Regions from separate parts of the Homo sapiens genome. Here regions 2 and 3 are each linked to region 1. A link is a loop called in an ENCODE intact Hi-C map of the cell type or tissue named here. Cell type or tissue: OCI-LY7. All regions are shown on one strand. Region 1 has its middle 200 kb from the start of MIR3201. Region 2 has its middle 290 kb from the start of EPIC1. Region 3 has its middle 45 kb from the start of TAFA5.

The links. Peaks named below come from ENCODE experiments on the same cell type or tissue, not always from the same donor. Only the 100,000 strongest peaks of a DNase experiment are listed, where the experiment ranks them.
Region 2: a loop joins it to region 1, with 8 times the contacts of the local background. A loop is called at or near these places in 1 of 110 quality-filtered maps.
Region 3: a loop joins it to region 1, with 12 times the contacts of the local background. A loop is called at or near these places in 1 of 110 quality-filtered maps.

Annotation. Positions count from the first base shown.
Region 1 is chr22:48,069,643-48,072,142 of GRCh38, forward strand. No RefSeq gene overlaps it. Among named protein-coding and RNA genes, the nearest start is that of MIR3201, 200 kb to the right of the region's middle. RefSeq lists a silencer at 437-637. In OCI-LY7, CTCF peaks have their summits at 1,339 (motif pointing left) and 1,545; DNase peaks (open chromatin) are centred at 1,309, 1,869 and 2,399; H3K4me3 peaks cover 1,105 bases; H3K27ac peaks cover 2,500 bases.
Region 2 is chr22:47,917,506-47,920,005 of GRCh38, forward strand. No RefSeq gene overlaps it. Among named protein-coding and RNA genes, the nearest start is that of EPIC1, 290 kb to the left of the region's middle. In OCI-LY7, CTCF peaks have their summits at 1,169 and 1,372; DNase peaks (open chromatin) are centred at 1,236, 1,746 and 2,146; H3K4me3 peaks cover 2,113 bases; H3K27ac peaks cover 2,438 bases.
Region 3 is chr22:48,443,433-48,445,932 of GRCh38, forward strand. No RefSeq gene overlaps it. Among named protein-coding and RNA genes, the nearest start is that of TAFA5, 45 kb to the right of the region's middle. RefSeq lists enhancers at 934-1,063, 2,279-2,500. In OCI-LY7, no CTCF peak of the experiment used is centred here; DNase peaks (open chromatin) are centred at 1,009, 1,399 and 1,819; H3K4me3 peaks cover 1,553 bases; H3K27ac peaks cover 1,442 bases.

The sequences.
Region 1 (2,500 bases):
GGATCCATCTTGAAGGACTGGCTCCTTCAGGTTCACATTTGTGCACACTTTGAAGGCCTCTCTCCTGGCCTGGTAGATGCTGTCTTCTCCCTAGGCCTCACATGGGCATCCCTCTGTGGGTGTCTGTGTCCTCATCTCTTCTTCTTAGTCCTGTTGGGTTAGGTCCCACTGTAAAACCTCATTTTACCTATTTAATTGCTTCCTTAAAGCCTCTAGCTCCAAATATGGTCACCATGTGAAGTACTGGGGGTTGGGACTTCAACATACACGTTTGAGGGGCCATAATTCAGCCCCAAACATCCCCTAAAGCAATCCTACAAGTGTGTATCCTTGCTCCAAAATCACCTAACACGCATGAAGCCCCTGCTGGGGGCCTTCCTTGTGCTGGGGATGGAAGGCAAGGGAGCGAGGCATTCAGCCTCATTGGTGGCCTTAGTGGAGATGCCGTTGAATGATAGAGGCTGAGTGCACCAGCTGTCCCATGACCCACCCGTGGGGGTTCAAGGAAGGGAGGACCATCCTTGAGATGCCAGGTGTAGCCATCTGACCTCAGGAGAAGGCAGGGACACACGCAGTGGTGCCAGCTGGTTATCTTACAGGCTCTGAGAAGTGCTGCAACGTAGGAAGAAAGAAGTTCCCAGATGTCACCTACTCTCCCCCAGACCCAGACCTTATCTCACAGTCCAGCTGGCAGCCTAAACAAGGACTGTTAGATTTTAAAAACAAGGCCGGGCGCGGTGCCTCACGCCTATAATCCCAGCACTTTGGGAGGCCAAGGCGGGCAGATCACAAGGTCAGGAGATTGAGACCATCCTGGCTAACACAGTGAAACCCTGTCTCTACTAAAAATACAAAAATTTAGCTGAGTGTGGTGGCGGGCGCCTGTAATCCCAGCTACTCGGGAGACTGAGGCAGGAGAATCACTTGAACCTGAGAGGTGGAGGTTGCAGTGAGCTGAGATTGCACCATTGCACTCCAGCCTGGGTGACAGAGCGAGACTCTGTTTCAAAACAAAACAAAACAAAACAAAACAAAAACAAACAAAAAAAGCACAGGATGCTGATTCAAGTTCAAGTTCAGATAAAAAAAAAAGTTACCGCTTTAATAGACTAAGTCTGCATTAGTCAGCTTGGTTGCAATAACAAACACCATTGGCTGGATGGCTTTAACAACAGGGGTTGATTTCTCATAGCTCTGGAGACCAGGGAGTCCAAAATCAAAGGGCTGGTAAGGTAGGTTTTACTCTGAGGCCTCTTCTGTTGCTGGCTGGTTGGTGGCTGGCAGCTTGCTGCGTGCTCACATGACCTCTTCTTTGGGAGAGAATGAGAGCGTCCTCTGGTGTCTTTTCTTATAGGGGACACCAATCCTAGTGCGCCAGGGCCCCTCTTCATGACCTCATGTAACCTTCATTACTTCTGCAGAGGCCGTATCTCCAAGTGTGTTCTCATTGGGGGTTAGGGTTTTCAACAGATCCATTTTGAAGGAACACAACATTCAGTGTATAAAGAATCCCAGGTATTGTATGGGACAAAATTATACTGAAAACATTCATTGTGTACCTGAAATTTTGACTCTGAAATTAACACATCATCCTGTCTTTTTTCTGGCAGCCCTAACTTAAACGCAACCTTCATGCAAAAGGTCAGGCAGGACCCGGTGGTCAGAGACTCGGGCCCCTTAAGGGTTCCCCAAGTCCTGAATGTGGTGTCCGCTCAGCACGCACACCTCCCCATCCCCAGGTACTGGATGGCTTTCTGAAGAAGACCTCCTGTGAACACTGCTGGCTCAGCTTGTGTCTGTCTGGCGAGAATGTCCAGGCCTGAAAGCAGGTGCCTGCAGTGTGAGTCCCTGGTATGAGTCCCAGCTGCATGTTTTGAGAGAATGCACTTTTGAGGGTCTGTAGAGAGTTGCAGATATTATATGTGGATCTACCAACACAAGCATCTGGTCCACCACAAACACCTGCGGATGTAAAGCCCCCTCACCCTGCGCAGACCCCTCCTGTGGAGAAGACTGAATGCACCCGCGTACCCAGCAGGCTGACACAGGGATGGATCGATCGTCTTAGCAGCCTTTCCTCTAAATTCCAAAAGTATTTTTAGTCATAACCGTGTTACAATATTGACCCACTGTTTAAGTTCTAAAAGAATTAACAATTTTCAAATAATAAATTTCCAAGATATCAGAACTCAATGAAATACTTCATGTGTGAGACAAAATTTGCATGTGCCAAATAAAATATTACACCACGAAGTTTGCAGGCTACTTCTCTGTTTCGGATTTTAAATGTGGGTAAAAACTTCAAGTGGCCACACAGAACCCCGGAGCTGCCGTGTTCCAGGGCCTCTTCTGTGCAGTCCCCGTGCCACGGCTGCTCACTGCAAATCAGCTCCTTGGACAGAAGCCAGTGCAGTGATGCAGAGCAAGGCCACTGATGCTCTGTAAGTCCCATACGCATGTGACCTTTGGCTTAAAATCAACCCATATGGCTGAGCCCACC
Region 2 (2,500 bases), 150 kb before region 1:
AGCAGAAACCCACTGGGTAGGCTTAGATTATTAGTGTAACTCAGTGGCACTCACCCTGCACAGAACCATGAACAGGCACTGCTTCCCAAAAGCAATGGGCCCAATCCCAGGGCCCTCTGTAATCTGTCCTGATGCATGGTTAAAAGCTTAGTATTGCGACTCTTTAATTTAGAAAAATCAATCAAACTTTGACAATTTTTCCTTCTTCCCTCCCTCTCCTTCCTCCCTTTACTGCCTCCCTCCCTCTCCTTCCTCCCTAGTCCCTCTCCTTCCTCCCTAAGTCCCTCTCCCTCTTCTCTCTCCTTCCTCCCTGTCCTTCCTCCCCTCCTCCCTCTCTTTACTGCCTCTCCCTCCTCCCTCTCCTTCTTCCCTCTCCTTCCTCCTTGTCTCTCCTCCCTCTCCTTCCTCCTTCTCCTTCCTCCCTACCTCCCTCTCCCTCCTCCCTCTCTTTCCTCCCTCCCTCTCCTTTCTCCCTTCCTTCTCTTCTTCCTTCAGTTAGGAAGGAAGTGCCATTACATGCCAGGCACTGGTATCAGGACAGGGGATACAAAGAAAATGCCTAATTCATGCAAGTCATTTTAGCTTGCACCCGGTATGTCTTGGATTGCTAGTTCTGAGAGAAAGGAACCAGCGCACCAGGAAGACCCTCAGGCAGCCCCATGGACAGTTCTGTGCAGAGAGGGATCCAGGCCCCCAGCCAACAGCTGGCAACAAATGCCACTCATGTGGATGAGGCCTTGGAAGTAGACCCTTCATCTCAATCAAACTTTGATGACTACAGCCTGGCCAACATCTGACTGCAGACAGGAGAGACCCCAAGCGAGGACTACCCAGCAAACTCTTCCCAAATGTATGGCTCATAGAATCTGTGTACACGATAAAGGCCCCTAAGTGCTGGGGTGATCCATCATGCAACATTCGATAACTGCAACAGACACTGAGCCCAGTGGTTGGTGCACCATCAATGCTCAGACAGTGGTGGCTGCTGCTTCTGTCAAATAACAGCAGTTCCATGTTCTGACAGATGTCCTAGATTATTCCAGGAAGTCGCATGGCTCCAGACTCCCTCCACACCCACAGTGCCCCCTGAGGAAGCCTGGCCCCACAGATGGTGACTGGCGGGAGCCATCAGACCCCCTGTCTGATTGATTGCACTTGAGTGCTAGAGAGGAGGCCATGAGAGAAAGTCACACACGTGAAACTCACACGGGAAACCACAGCCTCTGCACCTCCGCAGGACACGGCACGGTAGCTCAGCCAGAGCCTTGGCGACCTTGGGTGCCCTTCGCGAGCTCCTGCTTCCGGAGCCGGCTCTGCAGCTGTTCTTCCTCCTCTTGTGTCTCTTGTAGCTTATAATAAAAATCTCTCTCTGGGAATTTCTTTGTTCTTTGAGCATTTCTTTGTTTCTTGCAGCCTAAAAGAGCCCATCTCAAACAACAAGGGTCTGGGTGGAGGAAGGGTTAAGGACATCTTATTTAGACTCAAAGAGCCCAATCAAGCCTTCTGCCTGAATGGAATGATTTGTGCAGTTCCTCGGTGAGACAAGAAGCTGCTTCTCTGCTCTGCCTACTAAGAAGGCCTGGATTTCCATACATAAGTAGATAAACACAACGTGCTGAAGGCAGACAGGGAAAGCAAGAAAGAACACACTATTCATTAACTTCTCCGCTTCCTAATAGGATCACCACGGGCTGAGCAACATTTCTGCTTGAGTACCCCAGCACAAAGCCCTGTCTGGGCCTCAGCCACCTGGTAATTCTCAATTAGGCTCCACGGCAGCACTAACGGCTGGCTGTTGGCTCCTACAGGTAGAGCTTATTCAACAAGGGGCCCGAGCTGTATGCCCGGAGATCACGCATGCCCAGCCTGCTGGGCCACCGTGGGCGCTGGGCAGTCTCTCTGCATTTGACCCTTTCATGATGCAGCTCCCAGTTCCCTGGGGTGGGGGCTGAGGAGCCTGGCAAGCCAGTGTGGCCATCCCCAAGTTACTCAGCACCACAGGCAGCAGCATTTTACAGCACATAGGAGGGAGCAAACCTTGCAAAAATGGATCGATAGAGACTGCTTATTGAAAGAACCTTGAACAAGCACATGTGTAAGGATTGAGAATGTGGTGTCTGAACTGGCAGCATGTGCCCAGAGCAGCACAGACCTCCCAGGAAAATGAAGAGAGGAAATCGAGGTCCCAGCAGCCCCAAGGCCCTATCTTCCTGTTTCTGCAATCACAGAGTCTTCACCTTGCCTTTTGCTCAAAGCACCGGACATCAACCTGTGGGCCATTGTCCACATTTGGCTGTCTGTACCTAGACCTGCACTGATGGATGTGGCATGCTCAGAGGTGGAGCAGATTCAGGCTGTTGTCAACAATGGTTTTGAACTCACCATCATGTTCTAAGTTAAATATTCCTCCGTGCATCATCCACCTGAATGGTTGTTCTGTGATCCCTGGAACAAGAAGATAGAGCTCCAAATGGCACAACCAGATAAGCATCACCCACCC
Region 3 (2,500 bases), 370 kb after region 1:
AGACCCAGAGAAACATCCTATGGGACATTAAGGAAGTAGCCAAGTGACTCTTGGAGGGAGAGAAAGTAAAATAGAAGGGAAGGGAAGGGATGGGAAGGGAAGGGAAGGGAAGGGAAGGGAAGGGAAGGGGGCAGGGAGGGAGGGAGGGAGGGAAAGAAGGAGGGAAGGAAGGAAGGAAGGAAGGAAGGAAGGAAGGAAGGAAGGAAGGAAGGAAGGAAAGAAAGAAAAGGGAGGAAGGGAGAGAGGGAGGGAAAGAAGGGAAGGGAGGGAAGGAAGGTGGCATGGGGTTTCTGTCCCTTCTCTCAAGGGGCTTCTTGTCTGGCCAAGTGGGAGGGTATCCCTGGCTCTCTTCACCCTGCCTTTTTCCCTCCCTCTGGGGACTCCAGAGGCCCCTGCATGGACCTGACCCCAGCAACCCCTCCGGTGCCACACTGTAGGGAGCAGTGGCTGTTGGTAGTACAGACCTTACTTAAACTTTTTCTATGTAAATAACCGATAGTCATAAAAAGGAAAATTGCATTTGCTTTGAGTGGGCAGAAGATACATTTTAGTCAAAATGAGGAATATTCTCCAAGCGTGGCTTCAGCTCATGAATAACAACACTATATTACCTTTTTTTTTCAGGCTTTCAGCTCGACAGAGCTATTTGTCCTTGCGTACCAATGCAACAAATTATATTATTTAATGAAAAATGGGCCAGCCCCAGCTTCTCAGGCAAAGTCTCCCTGTATCAGTGACATTATCATTAATGCATCAGAACCCATGGATCAACCCAGCCTCTGTCTATGGCCACACCAAGAGGGACAGCTCATGGAGCCCAGCGCCCAGGAGATGCCTCACAGATGCCCATGTGCTCACCGATGCAGATCTGGGGCTGCTTAAGAGAAACTTCTTGTGGCTGGAGCTGCCCCAGGGCCCCAGGTGACCGACCTGGCATTGTGCTGGTAAAAGCAGAAGTGAGGCTTTGATCAAAGCTTCTCTGGGATTTGCGGGTGCCTTTCGTTTCAGAGGTCTGCACAGCGGGGCTCTCTCACTTCTTCCCACAGGCTGGTTGGCTCACTCATGCGAGCAACCACATGTCCTCGGCCAGCGCATGCCTGCAGCGCTCACACACGCTTACTGATCTTCCGGCTGGAGGACACATTTGGGAGGGCAGGGCCGGGTCTTGTTCAGCTGCAAAACACAAGGATGCGGGCCCACTCCATGCAGGACACTGAGTGCCTGCCGTACACCCTGAACTGGCTTGGAGAAGGCACTCAGGGCACAGCCAGGCCAGGAGCCACTGGTCTGACTGCCCACCTGCCTACAGAGTCAGTCCTGCCGCAGCTGGGATGTCAGACAGCAGCACCCCGTCTGGAGGAGCTGATGGATTAGCATCTCCAGGAAATTCCAGTCCTGTGGCCAGTGCCATGAGAGGCTGCAATGTAGGCCATGTTTCCTGAGCACCTGCTCTGTGCTGGGGCGGGGTAAGAGGGAAGGAGGGAGGAGGCATAAGACACACACAGATGGTGGCCACCCATGGAGGCTCTGCCACCCCCAGCAGCCCCAAGCCATCCTTCCTGGAATCCTCAAGACCTGGCCGAAATGCAGTTGCCTCTTCCAGCGAGCCCTCCAGAACTCCCACTGGCAGTGACATTTTCTCTATCGTCTGCTGCTCTGCAAGCAGAAACCTCCTCTGCAAGGAGTAAGTCTATGGCACATTTTAACTCCTGGTTACATGGCAGAGTTTTACTCCCATGAAATAGCTGTGAAAACTGAGACCTGGCAAATTCAAGCCCTCCTTGAAGAGGACCGCTTGCAAACAGCAGAACGGGGCAGGACTGTGCATCTTCTGTCTCCAGGCAAGCTGGTTTGAGAGGTCGGTTCACAAGACTTCTCTTTTCACACCTGCGTGGCTCAGGACTGAGGGGTGCCCAAGATTTGGGACTTCCAGTTTTATAGCCAGGAAAGTCCTTGGAAAGCCCAGCTTTCTCTCTGTCCTCGTCCAGAATGACTTGAGGTATATGAAGAATCCAGGAGGATGGAAGTTAAATTAAAATACACACAAATAAACAAGCAAACTACCATCAAAAGGCATGCTCACTGCTGCTGGAGCGAGGTTCACGGGCACGCCTAGCTCTGCAGCCCCGCTGGTCCCCCAGTGCCGAGCACGAAGAGGGCTTCTCAGTCACACTAGCCGGTGAGGAGGAGCTGGTCAGGATGAGTCCCGACCTGCAGGCACCAGCTCCCATGGTGAGTGTGAGTCACACTTGCCCAGCTTCCCCTCTGCCCAGGAAGGCACCCCACTGTAGCCCTGGCAAAAAGCTCGTGTTGGGGCTCGAGAGCGGCAATGTACGTGGACCCTCATGGAAACCAAAGTGTGGGGAGAATGTTTCTTCCCCACCACCCCCAACTTTGTGCCACCTTTCTTTCTTTCTTTCTTTCTTTTTTTTTTTTTTTGAGATGGAGTCTCGTTCTGTCGCCCAGGCCGGAGTGAAGTGGCATGATCTCGGCTCACTGC